Regions from separate parts of the Mus musculus genome. Here region 2 is linked to region 1. The links are chromatin loops, found by intact Hi-C in ENCODE. Cell type or tissue: heart. All regions are shown on one strand.

The links. Peaks named below come from ENCODE experiments on the same cell type or tissue, not always from the same donor. Only the 100,000 strongest peaks of a DNase experiment are listed, where the experiment ranks them.
Region 2: a loop joins it to region 1, with 2.4 times the contacts of the local background. A loop is called at or near these places in 5 of 42 quality-filtered maps.

The regions. Positions count from the first base shown.
Region 1 is chr17:31,851,733-31,859,732 of GRCm38, reverse strand. It overlaps Sik1 (salt inducible kinase 1), which reads left to right and starts at 3,929. Exons shown (of 14, transcript NM_010831.3): 1 at 3,929-4,061; 2 at 4,669-4,839; 3 at 5,409-5,525. The coding sequence starts at 4,684. In heart, CTCF peaks have their summits at 2,841 and 3,671 (motif pointing right); DNase peaks (open chromatin) are centred at 1,522, 3,032, 3,762, 5,932 and 3 weaker places; H3K4me3 peaks cover 5,035 bases; H3K27ac peaks cover 6,381 bases.
Region 2 is chr17:31,743,747-31,751,746 of GRCm38, reverse strand. Gm30316 (a long non-coding RNA gene) reads right to left here. Exons shown (of 5, transcript XR_003952224.1): 3 at 6,518-6,537; 4 at 5,830-5,921; 5 at 1-1,790. Among named protein-coding and RNA genes, the nearest start is that of Gm30316, 12 kb to the right of the region's middle. In heart, a CTCF peak has its summit at 276; DNase peaks (open chromatin) are centred at 4,036, 4,796 and 5,376; H3K4me3 peaks cover 1,256 bases; H3K27ac peaks cover 5,151 bases; H3K27me3 peaks cover 137 bases.

The DNA of each region.
Region 1 (8,000 bases):
TCTCTCATGGATGCAGCCTAGATTTTAATTTCTATATGTGAATACACACACACACACACACACACACACACACACACACAGGTATTCAAACTAGAGAGAGGAAGTGGTGTCTTCTGGGAAGGTTGGGGGTGGGGAGACGACTGTAAGCCAATACTGAGATTTGAAAGAGGAAAAAAGCCATGTGGAGGGAAGGGGGAAGGGGAGAAGGAGAGGAGAGAGAATAAACAAGCTGGTGTATAAAACTCTTATGGTGAAGCCTATTACTCTATGTGCTAATGTAAAAAAAAAAGAGAGAGAAATAAAACTTAAAAGACCCAAAAGCTGAAATCTTAATTAACGAATACTTTTCCCATTACAAACAGGAAGCCTGGTGCTCTGTAACCAGGGCTAGCTGGCCATAGGTAAACACATATCGACTGGTATGTGCACAGGTGCTTCTCCATCTGTTTTGTCTTGGGCCACCTCTCCAGAACCCAGACACCTCCCATTTGTGTCCCGTCCCATGTCTCCAGAATTCCCACTTCTCTCAGCTGGGAGCCTAGGGGCCTGGCTTGTTTTGTTGATTTGTTGCTCTGATAAGTGGTTCCTGCTGGCTGATCTGGTCACTGTCCTGGGAGGCGGATGTCCCTGCCCAGGCATACTCTAACAACAGCGGCATTCTAGGGCAGGTGCCTCTGGGTAGGTGGGATGCTATCAAGGGCAAGGCTAGGCAGCCTTTGGGTAGACTTGCTCACTAAGCTCCTGGCCCATGACTGGGGATTCCTCAGTCTTAGGCCTCCTTTCTGCTGTCATTCTAAACCTGGGCTGTGACTCTGCCTCAGCACACAGCAGCTTGTCACAGTTCAGAAGTAAGGTGGACCCAAATAGAACAAGGTAAGTGACCAGGCTGGGGCAGCCCACTTTTCCTGACTGCCTCAGGAGCCACCAGGCAGAAGCTGTGCAAAACATGAAACCAAGAGAGACTCAGCCAGAAGGGGAAGGGGCCCTTTGGTACTAAGTGGAGTGGGCCAAGAAAGAAGGGTGTCTTGTTCAACTCTCAATGATACAGGAAGCCACCCTTCTCCTCAGAGGAACACCAAGGTCCTCACAGCTCAGGGTAGCAGGCCCATTTCTCGGAGCTGGTGTAGAACTCCAGGCTCTGTGCGTGTCGATTTAGGTCGGGAAGGTAGGGCCGTGGCATGGCCTGCATAGTCATGTACAGCTGAAGAGCTCCGGCCCAGCAGATAGGACTTCCAACTTCATGGTCCAAGCAAGAAAACCAGCCTCCAGGACCATCACACTCCCAGGACAGGTGTGATGGGAAACAGAGTGGTTCTCATTTGCCAGTCAGAGTACTGTGTCACCAAGTCACCTCACTGGCACAATCTAGTGCCCCTCCCCTGATCTAGGTGAGGAATCCCTGAGTCATTTGCTCATGTCTCCAAAAGCAGCGCATGCCTGGTGCTCTCTTCCTCCTCAAGTGCCAAAACATTACCACAGAACACAACAAAAAACAAGGTGCTGGAAGAAATAGTTTCCAGGGATCAATGACACAGAACCACTTGGGGAAGACAGGATTTCAAGAGAGTGCCAGGTACCAGCCCCACTCTCTGCCTCTATGGACACAGCAAGCTCCTCCTCTAGGATCTGGGAGGAACAGATATGGTCACTGCTGGCACAGGACAGCTATTGGAAGCAGATGCTCAGGAGGGGCCAGACACTTGCCTGGATCCGGGTTTGCCTCCGGACAGCATCCTCCACTAGGTCTGGGCCCCAAGCTTTTTGTGTTGCCTTGAGGACATGACTGAGGTATGGTTGAGGGGAATTTTTTTGTTTTTGTTTTTATTGTAGTCATGAGGGAGAGAACCACCAGAGGCCTCTGGAAGGGTCCAGATGGAACATGGTCAGAACAATAGACTGGACCATGAGAGGAGAGAGACAAATGGGGAGCAAGAGGATAAAGAAGAGAGAGGGAGACAAAGAAGACCAAGATGACAAAGACCGAGAGGGGGCAGGGGAAGAGAGAGAAAGAGACCAAAGAAGAACCAAGAGAGTCAGTCCATGGCCAAAATGGTTAGCTTACATAAGAATAAGGCGGCTGAGAGGAGCCAGGCACTTTAGATGCTGAGACATACTAACGCAAGTGTCAGCCCTGACAGGTTAATAGGCACCTCAGCCATTTGTCCTTTGGAACCTCACACTGATGACATGCTTGCGAAGAACACCTCAGACCTTTTGGGAAGGCTCTGGCTAGACCGAGGCCAGTGGGTGGACAGGCTGGGAAAGGATGGGGGCCCATGAGGTAAGAACAAGGGGTTTCCTACCCTCTGTGCAGCTCTCCTGGGAACAGGGAGAGATGTTAGGACGCCCAGGGGTGAGGGGAACAGCAGTAAGCTGTTCAGATAGGAGAGACTAAATAACTGCCCCAAACCTTGATTTATGAACCTGGGACAAACCAGGGGGAGCATGTTGGAAGACTAAGGGGCCCTGAGATGGCTACTGTCCTTGAATGTCCTTCAAAACACACGGACCGGGAAAGGCAGGGCTGCAACTGGTACGATCCTTGTGGGAGTAATGTACAGTAGCAGTAGTACATGGCTGGCCCCTGCGAGCCCTATCTCAGGCCAGCCTACCACCCGCCTCTACCCAGGAAGTCTTCCTCCGTTGAGGAATGAATTCTGATGAATTCTGAATCAATTGTGATTAATCAATCCACCCGGTGCTAGTTTTTCTCTCACACAGGAAGCCACGAGGAAGAGAGACACAGAAGTTTAGCTCCAAACCGCCACCTTCCTAGCCTTTGGAGAATCGTCTGTCCCCTTTCTCGTCTGCCCTTAAGAACACATCTTACTTTCTGATGAGGTGTGAGGGAACACAAACAGAAGGAGTCACACACATGCCATTTCCACTCTCTCCACACTCCGTCTCCCCTTTAATGGGCCCTGCTTCCGGCAGGCACTCTCAGGGTCAGTTCCAAGGTCCCAGCCGCCCTGTGTCCTATCTGTTGTCTGGAAGCAGCTTGGGGACAGACAGGGTGGGCCAATTGGCAGACAGCAAGAAAATGGGCAAAGTGCCCAGTCCTCCAAGGGCCCCACCTATCAGCCCTGAGTAGTGGCTGGGTCCTTTTGCAGCCCGTGTCTAAAGCACGCGTCCTATTCAGCTGTCCCAGGACACCACTGCTGGACCAGGCGGCCCTTGAAGCAGGAGGCTTTGGGAAAATGAGTCGCGTTTTCCTGCTTTAACTTTCCAACTTGCTGAATATTTAGAGGTTTTCTCTCTCTCCTCTCTCCTCCCCCCCCCCCTCTCTCTTTCTATAACAAAAGTAAGTGGCGTTCAACTAACCAACACTTTCCTAGAGCCAGGCATTCTTGCAGCTGGCCGGCCCTCTCAGGGATGAAGTGAGGGTCAAGGGGCAGCCACTGCTGGCGGCACATCGAGTGCCCAGCATAGCAGACTGATCAGTCTAGGGCCATCAGCCCCAGAGTCCCACGCCGAAAATCCCGCAGCTCTATTCCACCCTGCTGAGTCCGAAGCGAGCACTGAGCACCCAAAGGGCACCGTACCCACCATGAAGCCCCTGGAAGTGGTCCTAAAGCAGGCTCGGTCTCCTAGTCGGGGGCGGGGGTGGGGTGGGGGGGTGGGCTACAGCAGTGTCGCCCATGCCCGGCAGGGGGCGCCAGCAGTCTCGGGCGGTTGCTGAGCCGGGCCCCTGACGTCACCGCCCGCGGTCGCCATGGCGACGGCCTCACCAGCGCGCGCGTCAGAGCCTCCAGTCTCTTGGCAACCGCCCGATCTCCGCTCCCCCTCGGCAGGCACCGGGCCGCGCGTCGCTCTGGCGTCAAAACGACGTCAATGGGCTGTGCCTGCCGCGGGGGGCGGGGCGAGGCGGGGCTTGTGCGGGGCGGGGCCGGGGCGGGGCGGGGCGTTGCCGCGTGCGGCCGGCGGCGGCGGGGCGCTGACATGCGGCGAGGCCCGGGCGGTGGCGGCAGCGTTGGCGGCGGCGGCGCGAACGGCGGGCACCGGAGCAGAGCTAGCAGCCGAGCGGGTGGCATCCCGGGTCGGGCTCACGGAGGGCGGCGGAGGTGAGCAATGGCGCGGGTTCGGGTCTCCGAAACCCGCAGGTGCGCGCCTGGGGTCGCGGGCAGGACTCCAGCCCGGCGGGCTCCCTATTGTTGCGGGTCGGCGCCCGGAGGCGGGTCTGCGAGCGCCCGGTTGTGGAGCCTGTCCTGAGGAGCCGAGCGTTGGCACTGGTGGACGGGAGCGCGGTGAAAACCCGGGACCGTAGGGTGTCCAGGAGCTGGCTTGGGGTCGACTGCGGGTGGACTGCTGGCGCGCGCGCCCGGCCGGGACCGGAGGTCGGGGGGCGCGTGCGTGGGGGCTCGCACTGAGGGAACCTGGGATCGAGGGGGCGCGCGCGTGGGGGCGCAGGCTGGGGGTTCGGGATAGAGGAGTGTGTGCGTGGGGACTTTAGCCGAGGAGATACTGTATCAAGGAATGAGCGAGTGGGGGTGTGAGCTGCGAACCTGGGTCGGGGCCACACTAGGAGCCTGGGGCTGGAGGAACAGAGGGTTGAGGACGCACGCGTGGTGGCCTGGCGGACACAGTTTCAGTGGCCGGGTTTGGCGGGGAATGGGATCGGGACCGAGCCGGAGTCGGTCGGTGCTGAGCGCACTCCTCGCTGACCCGCAGGTGCGGCCCGAAGCCATGGTGATCATGTCGGAGTTCAGTGCGGTCCCCTCAGGCACTGGCCAGGGCCAGCAGAAGCCCCTCCGGGTGGGCTTTTACGACGTGGAACGGACCCTGGGCAAAGGCAATTTTGCAGTGGTTAAGCTGGCGCGGCACCGAGTCACCAAAACGCAGGTGCGCGCGCGTGTTGTGTGTGTGTGTGGGGGGGGGACTAAACCAGGGGGTGGATCCAGCCAGGGGGTGGCCCCCTGTGCTGATTCAGTCCTGTGGAGTTGATTGTCACAATTGTAAACGATGACATTGTTTAGTCTGGTAAAGGGGGAAAAAAGCTTTGTATTATGCTTCTACATAATTTGTACAATTACTAGGGAAGAGCAAAGATAATAATGACCAGCAACCGCCCCCTTCCGAGAGAGAGAGAGAGAGAGAGAGAGAGAGAGAGAGAGAGAGAGAGAGAGAGAGAGAGAGAGAGGGAGAGAGAGAGAGAAATAGAGAGGGGGGAACACAACAGAAGTGAGCAGCTCCTTGTAATAAAGCTAGCTGAAAAATACAGAGGCTTTAATTTAACTTCTATCCCTTTAAAAAATGTTAGTGGCTTCTTTTAATTTTTTCCCCCAACTTCTTGTGACCTCTTGAAGACATCAAATGTTTGAGAAATTCATTTGTCCAAAAAAAAAGTACAAATGAAGTAATGAGGTTACTTGAAGTTTTTCCCCCCCTTTTTTTCTTTTTAAAATCTGTAGGTTGCAATAAAAATAATTGACAAGACACGGTTAGATTCTAGCAATCTGGAGAAGATCTACCGGGAGGTCCAGCTCATGAAACTTTTGAACCACCCAAATATCATCAAGCTTTATCAGGTGAGCCGAAGGACCCTCGCCGCACCGTGAGCACATCCATCCTTCCACATGTCACACCCTGAGCCTTCTTGGGTCCCTGAAGGTAGTCAGCGTTTCTAAGGCTGTGTGGGAACTGAACACAGAGTACAAAGTAACTAGGTTGACCTTCACTGGGCTCTGCAGCTTTATTGACTGTTAGTCTCTTGCTCTGGGTTCTACTTGATTTTTGCCTCGTTCCAATTTTATCTAGTATTGTAATGTGTTCCAGTTTTGCACATGTTGAAGTCCGTTGTTGAAGTCCTGTCACTGTGAGGATAGCCATATGTATGTACGGTCAGGCTTGAGTGAAGGACAAACTTGAGCGAAACTGGAAACTTCCGCCTTTGCAGAGGATTGCTAAACGTTTAAAAAGCAGCTGTTCTTTCCCAGGTCTCCTTAAAGTGTCTTGGGGTGCAGTAGCCCTCGTCTCCCGAGTGTAGCCCGGAGTGCTGGGGGAAGCAAGGGAGATACTTCAGCCCTATGAACTTGCCATTTAAGCTGGGCTGAGGACATGCCGCACCCGTTTCTGTCTTTTGTTTCCTGACGGTCTTCCTCAATCTGCCTTGTGATAACTGGCCACTTCTGCTGCCGTGAAATAGCTCAATGTATAGAGGAGCCAGCCCTCGTGGTGTTGTTATTGTTGTATCTGCTTGTGTTGGTGTGTAAGTCCTGTCAGTGACTCTCAGGATCCTCATGAGCCTGAGGTGACTCCAAGGGACAGTTGGAAAAGCTGTGTTTATGGTTCAGGAGGGGAAAGAACTGTAATTTAAAATTACCCTGGCCAGTCCTTCTCAGAACAAAGGCAGACAAGTCTCCGGAGTTTGTGTTTGGCCTGTGGTGACGGCTCCCTCGGAATCTCTTAAGCACAGAGCCTAGGGCTGTGCACTCAGGGGTTGTCCATTATTTCAATCTTCATCTCTAAGTTGTACTCGAAGACAGGTTTCCTCCGGGGCCAGTGCTTGAGAGAGGGGGCTGGGAAGGGTAGACTCCTATGCTCCTGTCTGTTTGTGGACGCCAGTCTATGCTGTCTTAGCACCCTCTTCCTGCCTTCCACTTGCCCACCGGGTTAGGTAGGCTCTTACCACTGAGGAAATGTTACCCGGGCGATGGATGTCAGAGTGGATATTTTAGCTCCTGTCTTCAGTGACTCAGCTTTCACGATTGAGTGGGCTGCTGAAGCCAACTGGTACTCTGGTCTTGATACTGGTGTCTAGCATTCATTCACCTGACCTCTGACCCCAGAGTCCTGCTGAGGCATCCCGTTCTCTCCTTTGGGTGGGGGTGGGGAGTGTTTGTCTGGTTGCGGCTGTTGAGATAGGGTCTTGCAATGTAGCTAGCTGCTCTAGCTGGCCCTGGTGCTCTCTGTGTCCTGATGGCCTTAGACTTGGGGCAGTCTCCTGCTGTAGTCTCTGATGACAGATGTATATCAACACAGTTGGTTTATTTTGGGTCTTGAAACGTTAAAAGATATAGACGCTAAGTTTGTTTTCCTTCTCCCTTTCTTCTGTGTAGAAAAGGCCTAAGCAGAGGTCTTCTGCTGCACTGTGGGGAGGGGGACAATGGCTGAAATTTTAGCTGAATTGCTACGGTTTTTAATAACACATTTCTTAGTAAAATTTATGACTCAAAAAGCGTCTTTAAAGTATCTTCTAAAGGAATAACAGCATGTCTTAAACCCAAAGAAATCTTTCTTTCTATTGCAATACAGTCTCTTTCTCTCCCTGAGATGTTTTCTTCCTTTATTTGTTGTATTGGGACAGTTTCACTACGTAGACTGACTGGGCTAGGACTTGCTATGTAGACCAGGCTGGCCTTGAACTTCCGGTAATTTTGCCTCTGCCTCCAGAGTGCTGGGATTACTGGTGTATGCCACCATACCTGGCTCCCCTGGAATATTTAACCTATGCGTATGCATAAGTGTAATTTTGATTTGTTTCAGAACCAAAAAAAAAAAAAAAAAAAAACCCAAAACCCTGAATCTTTGTTGCTTAGTTATGGTTTAATTTTTTTTTTAAAGTAACAAAGTTGCCGATCAATAAATGAACTCTGAAGGTGTATGTTGACATTGACCATTTCTGTTGACACATGCCAGGCGCTGCACTGTACAAAGAGCAATCCCCTGTAGCTTACCTGGCAAGGCTTTAATGTCTTGCTCTTAAGGTGTTCTTAAGGCCTAATGTCTTGTCAGTAGAGGGAGTGGGGGTGGGGTACTTGTATTGATCACTCAGTCTGCTATGGTTTTTGTCCATGGGGCTTCTAAAAGGACCTTCCCAGGATTCTAGCACTCATGGCCCCCTGAGCTCCCAGGAGGCAGGCACGCCAAGTGCTTGCCCTGTGCAGTCTTGTTAGTGGCTCTGTCCCCTTTAAGAGGAGGGGTTGTGAGGATGGTGGGCCAGAGGGGCTTCTCCCAAGGTGTTTAAAGTTGCTTCTCTGGGTTGTGGGATTTTTTTTCCCCTT
Region 2 (8,000 bases), 110 kb after region 1:
ACACAGAGCATCTTTGGGCAGGAGAAAGGGGGTAGGTGAAGGTTACCATGGAGAAAGGCATGACTTCAAGCCACTCAGATGGATAGATCCTACAGGTCAGAAGCTCTGAAGAGTATGGGTCCCTTGTGGCAGGCAGAGTCAAGATGTGCCTGGATCCTGGGGCCACATGAGACCCACTTGGCCCCGTCCACCTCCTGGCTCTTCGTGCCCTATCACTTCCTTGACCCTAACTGTCCTCCCCTGCTCCATCCCAGGGCTCCTCCACTTGTCACCTCCAGGGGTCCTCCTGACCATAGCTATAGTGCTTTTGGTCCTGCCAGTCACTCACTGTCACCCTCTTCTGGACTCTGTGCAGCAGCTTACCTGAGCTCTCTCTTTAGGAGCCTGGGGCCAGGTATAGTTCTCCTGCCACCAACTGGGTTAGGTAGATAGATGGTGTTCTAATTTCTTTTCTGTTGCTGAAATGAGAGAGAGAGAGAGAGAGAGAGAGGGAGAGAGAGAGAGAGAGAGAGAGAGAGAAGCAAAGGAAGAAACAAAGAAACAGAGAAAGAGACAAGAAAAAAGCCACCCTGACAAAAGCAACTTAGGGGAGGAAGGTCACAGTTCCAGGATTTGGTCCATCACAGCAGGGAATTCAAGACAGCAGGACCTGGAAGCAGCCACCCTCATCTACTATCAAGGGCAGAGAATGCATGCCTCCATCTGACTCACTTTCTCTTGTTTTATATAGTCCAGGACCCAAACCCAGGGAATAGTGCCACCCACTTTTAGGCTCAATTAATGTAATCAATACATGCCCTTATAGACATACATGGCCCCAGGTCAACCCGATCTAGACAGTCCTTTACTGAGACTCTCTTCCTAAATTACTCTAGATTGTATCACATTGACAGTTATCGCTAATCGTCACATTGGGATGGGTGGATGAATGAATGAATGAATGAATGAGTACACCAGCCTCAGCATAAACAATGGCCATTAGAAGAATCCCATGAGCCCCACAGCAGTTGCAGAGATACTGGCTCTAGGAGCCTATCAGTGACCTAGGAGTGATCCTGCTTTCAGGAATATAGTAGACATTTCAGAGGCAAGCAAGCCACTAACTTTCCTCAGGACCCACTTATCACTCACACTCAAAAGAGAGAGTGGAGAGCTATTGGCTTTGCCCTGGGTGAGGGGTTCCCAAGACTACCCACCCACAGCCTGGCTCTGAGGACTGAGCTCACTGAGGGTGTGGACCAGGGCCAGCCAGCTGGACCCACAGGCGACCACAAAGCAGTACTACCAATAGCTATAGCAACTGGTGGCCAGCCGTACCAATGGTTCTGAGGGTGACGGAGAAAGCAGCTTCAGGCTCAGCCTTGTACAAGGAACACTATCCTGACATTGCTAACACGACACCCTAGATGTTCCCCCAAGAGAACACAGCAGGGCCTATGATTATATACCTGCCTCCTGTTTGCATCCACATGAAAGACCTGGGCAACCTAGGGACACGGGTAGCCAGAAAGAAAGGACTACCTGACTTCTTCAGCACTTGGGAGGCAGGTGCGTAATGATTGGCTAAAAGCCCATAGCAAGACATCAGGGCCTCAGGGGCCCTGAGATGGCTTGGTTTGTACATTTGTGGAGCTGGGGCTTCTGTTAGTTCTAGCATTCCTTCATGTTGGCCTGTACTTAGATTGTCCAGTCCCGCAGTGCTCACGGCTCTCTAACAGACCCAGCCGCTGAATTGCACCACATCTTCTCAGTGCCGAGGTCTTATCTTTCCTCATTCTTCCCGAAGAGTCCTGTGAAAAAAATGTGATCTTGTCAAAGCAGCTCTTACATTCTCTGAATCTGCCTTTTAAGCTGCTAGAAAGCCAGCATCCCCTCCTCCCTGATGGAGTCTTCCAGGGAGGCCTCACTCACACTCTCCCTTGCCTTTTCTCCCTTGCTCTGTGGCAGGGCTCTTGGGTCTGCACCATGACTGGCCAGCTGACAGCCATCTCCCTGACCTGGGTGATGCTAGAGCTCTGCCTAGCACTATCCAGCTCTGCCCAGCGCTGCCCAGCTCTACCCAGCGCTGCCCAGCTCTACCCAGTGCTGCCCAGCTCCGCCCATGCCCACACACCCTCACCTAGATGGAATCATAGAATCCGGCCATGCTTCTTCTCCCGAGGTCAGCTTCACTAGGATGCTGAGGATTCAAGCCACTGTTGTTTGGCCTCCCTCCTTTTCAAGGCTTCTGCCTCGTCCTGTTCCTGCCTCAGGCGCCCAGTTTTGTATACTGGGAGCACTGCTCAGACCCCTGGCTTCCACTTCCTCACAGTCTAAGCCACTGAATCAAGTAAGTCCTCTACTGGGTTCTGTACCTGCTCCAGGTTGGCTGTATGACTGAGAGCAGATCCCCCCCCACTAGGTTTTGTTTCAAAACACATACCATGTATGTTTGACCCAGATCCAATCATGTCTTGAAATGGTTGAGCAAATCTCAGGGACTATGGCCTTTCGTTGCCCTGGGCTGGTCAGTCTGGAAATGCTAGTGCTGACGAATAGCAAGCAGTATGACAACTCTCACCATTGACCTTTGCACCCCCAAACAAGATGGAACCTCGTCGAGAGAGTTGCTATCTAAACTCTCCACCCTGCGGCTGCCTGGGGAGCTCAGGGGTCCTGGGGTTCCCCATCCATGGGACAGGACATAGCATGTAGTATGTGAGGAAGAAGCAGAGCTACGGGCACCATGCCAGATGCACAAATTATACACATACCCCTTACACTCCCAAACATATCCCTAGCACACTCTGATGAACATTGTCAGGGACATGACACAGCCCAGACATACTTGTAAATATGTTACACACACACACACCCACACACACACTTAAACGCATATACATATGTTTTCATACTCACACCAAGTTCCACATCCCCCACTGATTTACTCACAACTGTGTTATAGCACCTTTTATACACACTCACACATACACACACTCCTATATACCATATAAACACAGCATCGAATATATCCCTCATGCCATAGGCATACCACATGCACAGGTACATGTGTGCACATGTATGCACACACACACACACCCTGGACAGAGCCAGTCACTGCCTGGAGTTGTCAGTGGGTTGATTCTCAGGGACTATGGCTGGCAGCTGCAGGCTGCTATAAGCACAAGACAGGTTGGGGTAGGCCAGGCATACTATAGACATACTGGCCAAGCCACTCTCCAGTTCCTGCCAAAGCTGTGACTTCTGGTGCCAAGGGAGTGGGCCTTTACAGCTGACCTAAAAGTGTGATGTCCAGAACTATTCATGGCCACTGAGCCAGAGGAACAGCTATGTGACCACACCACATTCTTCCTGATGGGCCTGTCTGGGACTGCCTGTTCAGCACCTTCCTTGCCCTGCGGGGCCAGGTGCAGAACTCAATAAACACAGCCAAAGCCCTGGGCAGTAGCAGCTATGCATAAGCAAGTCTGTAGAGTGCTGGGATCTGCGTAGGCAGCCCCTTACTAGAGCAAGGAATGCAAGACTTTCTTATGGAGACCAGTCTGACCTTCCCAGGACACTCCAGGGAGCCCAAGTCAGAGCCCAGGGTCCTTACCCAGGCTAGCCTGAGCTAGCTAGGGAAGCCCTTGGAAACAACCAGATGGAGAGGCTATGATTCATCTGTGTTCGTCAGAGGAAAAACTGTGGCATGGGGCAACAGAAACACAGATCCTAAGCCTTTGCATTGGCCAATGTCACGGGTGCCCCTTCTAACTCAGACAGCTGAGGCCCTCATCAGCACATGTCCCCTTGGACCGAAGCTCTTGGAGCACCTCAGCTCCAGGGAAAACTAGAGTCCTGTTCCCTGAGTCTTGAAAGCTCCCAAGCACCTAGCTTTGGAATTTGCCCTGTCACTGCCTCCCTGGGAGCTCAGAGGCCATGGGAGAGAAGGGGGAGGAGGGGTGGGGGGGTGTTTGAGGGTGCTCACTCAACAGCTGGTCCTAGTGGCCCTGCCTTGCTGCAGCAGAGTGTGCCTGGCCAGGTCCTCTGTCCAGGGAACAAAGTACACAGGCACACAGCTAAGCCCCAGCCCCAGGGGCGGAGCAACACAGTGATCAGGGAGGAGAGTTACAAGCTGGTGACATTGTGATATAACTGATCATTGCTAACTGAGTCTCATTTGGCTTTACTGTATCACTCATGTAATCCATCCCCCATCCCCACCCCCAACACACGCGAACTTGAATGCGCACACGCGTGTGCGCACACACGTACACACAGACACACTCCCATCAGCTTGTTTACTCCAGATGGGGGTGTCTCAGGTAAGGAGCCATCTGCAGTATAAGAAGCCCTGGGGACTTTTCCATAAGTCCCATCGTTCCTGGCTCAGAGTAACACCCTATTCACATCTTTAGGGGACCAAGCTACTTTGTGAGCCAGGTGTCTGCTCCATAGGCTCACCTTTTACATCTCCACAGAGTCCACAAATGTCATTGACACCACAATTCTGAGATGACTTCCGGGCTAGAGAATGGGCATCTTGGAAGCAGCTCTCCTCTGTCCCCAACCCACCTACGCTGGGTCCCAGACTCTAAGTTGGGGTCCATTCAATGACAGGGCCAAGTGAGCACCTCGCTTGCCTCTCCCAGTGTCTGCCAGGCGATGGTTGCCAGGCTAAAAAAAGCAACATTGTTCAGCGGCGTGGCTTTGACGTCTCTGCCTGCCAGTTCGTTCCAGATGACAAGTCCACACAGGCTTTGCTCCTCACTCAGTCCCCAGGCGCACACCCACATTCAGAGGGGCCTGTACACCCTCGGGCAGTCACGTAAGGAGACAGAGCCACTGCTGAGCCTGCCTGGGAAGTCCAGGGCCAGATCCCCAGGGGCCCCGAGGAATGCTCCCTCTGAGGAGAAGTGTCGGGGACAGCTTCCTGTGGGACTCATGCTGCCGCCTCCCTTTCGTGGGCAAGCAGGCCTCTGCGCTGGAATGTGGAGGGTGGTTTCTATGTAGAAATAGTATGGGGGAGGGTACAAGTGACGCTGGATACGTGCAGAGGCTCAGGGGATCCGGCTAAGAGGTTGTCCTGGGGTCACTTGCAGGGCTACTCCTTTGGGCAAAGCTCCCTCCAGAGGGTTCACATCCAGCCTCTCATGTCCTCCTGAGGGCCAGCTCCCCCATTCTTGTCCTTATTGCTTACTGCATCCTGGGGACACCACAGCCAGAAGAGTCTGGTTCCACTACTTCTGAACAGCTTCGGGAGGACAGGAAGGACACCGCCCACTTAGGGTACCAACAGGTGGACTATCAGTGTGCCCCCAGAGTATTTATGCAAATCTGTTTCCTATCCTAGCAGGAAGGAGGATGGGGGAGGGGCAGCGACATGTTGGACACATCACTCACGCCTGAGGTGGCTTGGGAGCTTTAAAGAGCTGAATCAAATCCAGTAGGTTCAGGACAGTGTCCACAGGTCAAGGACCAACCAGTCAACAGGATGTGGAAAGCAAAGAAGACAGCCCTATGAGAGGACACTGTGAGAGCCACCAGGAGCATGAGATTTACCATATGGCTACAGAGGACTGAGGTCCATCCAGGGAGCCCCCCATTGCAAAGATGCAACTTTGGCTAGACCTCATCTTGAGCTTCTACTAGCCTGAGAGGTTGCTGGGGCCAAACAAAGCCTCTTAAGGATCATTGCATGTGACAGAAAGCATCCACAGGTATCAATCACTCCCTGCCCACAACAACTGCCACTCAAACACTCTGGAAGACCCTTCTCCATCCAGGAGAATGGAATCACCCCTTCCACTCCCCAGAGCCTCCCAAATGCCCTGCCAGGGTGAACTTTACCTGACCCTTTTGGCCAAGGTACCAACAGGTGGGACCAAGGGGACCGGATTGTCACATCTGCACTGGGTGGAGCATGCACGGCTACCCTGCACCTGGAGAAGATGAGTCACTGTCACAGAGGAAATAGTGCCCTTCCCAATTTTCCTGCACAAGACCTAGCCAGTCAGGAGTTCAGAGTAGAGAAGGAAGGGGGCGGGGGCTCACAAGCTCCTACCTGTGACTGAGGGGCTGTTGACCGCCACTGATGACCACTGGGGAAGGGAGAGTCACTATTCTTCAGGAGTGTGGCCCTTTTAGGTCAACCTCTCTGCAGGGGCTGCTAGTCCCACCTTCAATCTTACAGGTGGAGCACTAAGTGAATTAGGTGAGTGTCTTAGGATTCCTGTTGCTGTGCTGAAACACCATAATCAAACTTTGGGGAGGAAAAGGGTTATTTCAGCTTACACTTCCATGTTGCTTTTCATCATTGGAGGAAGTCACGACAGGAAGCAGGAGCTGATGCTGAGGCCATGGAAGGATGCTGCTTACTGGCTTGCTCCCCATGGTTTGCTCAGCCTGCTTTCTTATAAATTTAGGACCATCAGCTCAGGGATGGCCCCACCCACAATGGGCTGGGCCCACCCCCATCAATCACTAAGAAAATGCCCTACAGCTGGATCTTATAGGGGTATTTCTCAATTGAGATTACCTGCTTCCAGATGACTCCAGCTGTGTCAAGTTGACATAAGACCAGCCATGACAGTTGAGTTATAGAAGGAAAGAGAGAAAAGAAAGTTGAAGGTGTAGGAACAGATCTGGAGGGGTGAACTTAGGGATGAATAGGATCAAAGCATACGGTGTTCGTGTGTACAAAACCCAAAGAATTAACAAAAAAATATTTTAATTATTCATTTTAAAATTGATATTTAAAAAAAAAAACAGAGAAAAGGGCTGGGCGTGGTGGCACACGCCTTTAATCCCAGCACTTGGGAGGCAGAGGCAGGTGAATTTCTGAGTTCGAGGCCAGCCTGGTCTACAGAGTGAGTTCCAGGACAGCCAGGGCTACACAGAAAAACCCTGTCCTGTAAAACAAAAACAAAAACAACAACAACAACAAAAACAGAGAAAAGGGGTGAAAGGGAAGAGGCTGCCAGTGAATTCCAGGTAGTGGGCACCCAGAGGTTCCAGGGGTAGGTTAATGAAGTAGGAGAGACACAATGAGGCACACCCGTTTAGACACTATGTCATTATCCTGCATCTGGCTCTGACTGCCCTCTTCCCCATTCCAGTCATGTGAAAACAAAAACCTTACATTATATCTACATTGTTTAACTTTTCATTTTTTCTTCTATTTTTTTCCCTATAGCCCTGGGGTTCTGACTCAAGGCCTCAGTCAAGCGCTGAACCACAACTGTGTGCTGCGAGCATTTGAACATGCAGAGACCCATGCCCATTTGTGTGCATTTAAAGGATACGGTAAGAAGTCTGGTAGTTTGAATATGATTGACCTAAGGAGGGGCTCTATTAGGCGGTGTGGCCTTGTCGGAGTGGGTGTGGCCTTGTTGGAGAAAGTGTGTCACTGTGGGTGTGGGTAATGAGACCCTCCTCCTAACCATGTGGGAGCCAGTCTTCTAGCAGCCTTCAGATGAAGAGGTAGAACTCTCAGCTCCTCCTGCACCATGCCTGCCTGAACACTGCCATGCTTCCACCTTGATGATAATGGACTGAACCTCTGAACCTGTAAGCTAGCCCCAATTAAATGTTGTCTTATAAGAGTTGCTTTGGCCATGGCGTCTGTTCACAGCAATGGAAACCTAAGACAGATATCTTCCTCTATTGTTTTCAATCTTACTGCCTTGAGCCAGGGTTTCTTACTAAACTAGCAGCTCACCGTTTTGTCTAAGCTTTTTGATTAGTGTGTTGGGATCTGCCTGTCTCCGTGCTCCCTGAGCACTGGGGTTACAGGCATATACAACCAAGACCAACTTCTTATTTGAGTGTTGGGGATTTCAACTCAGTCCTCGTGATCTCAAAGCAAGTATGCCTACCTACTGAGCAACCTCTCTAGGCCCTTTCTCTGATAGGCTAGACTACTATCGGCTGGCCTTGCTGGTAGCCTTTGGTGAGCCAGGGCTGACTCACCTATTGTCCATGTCCTAGTTAGATTTCCATTGCTGTGGTGAAACACTATG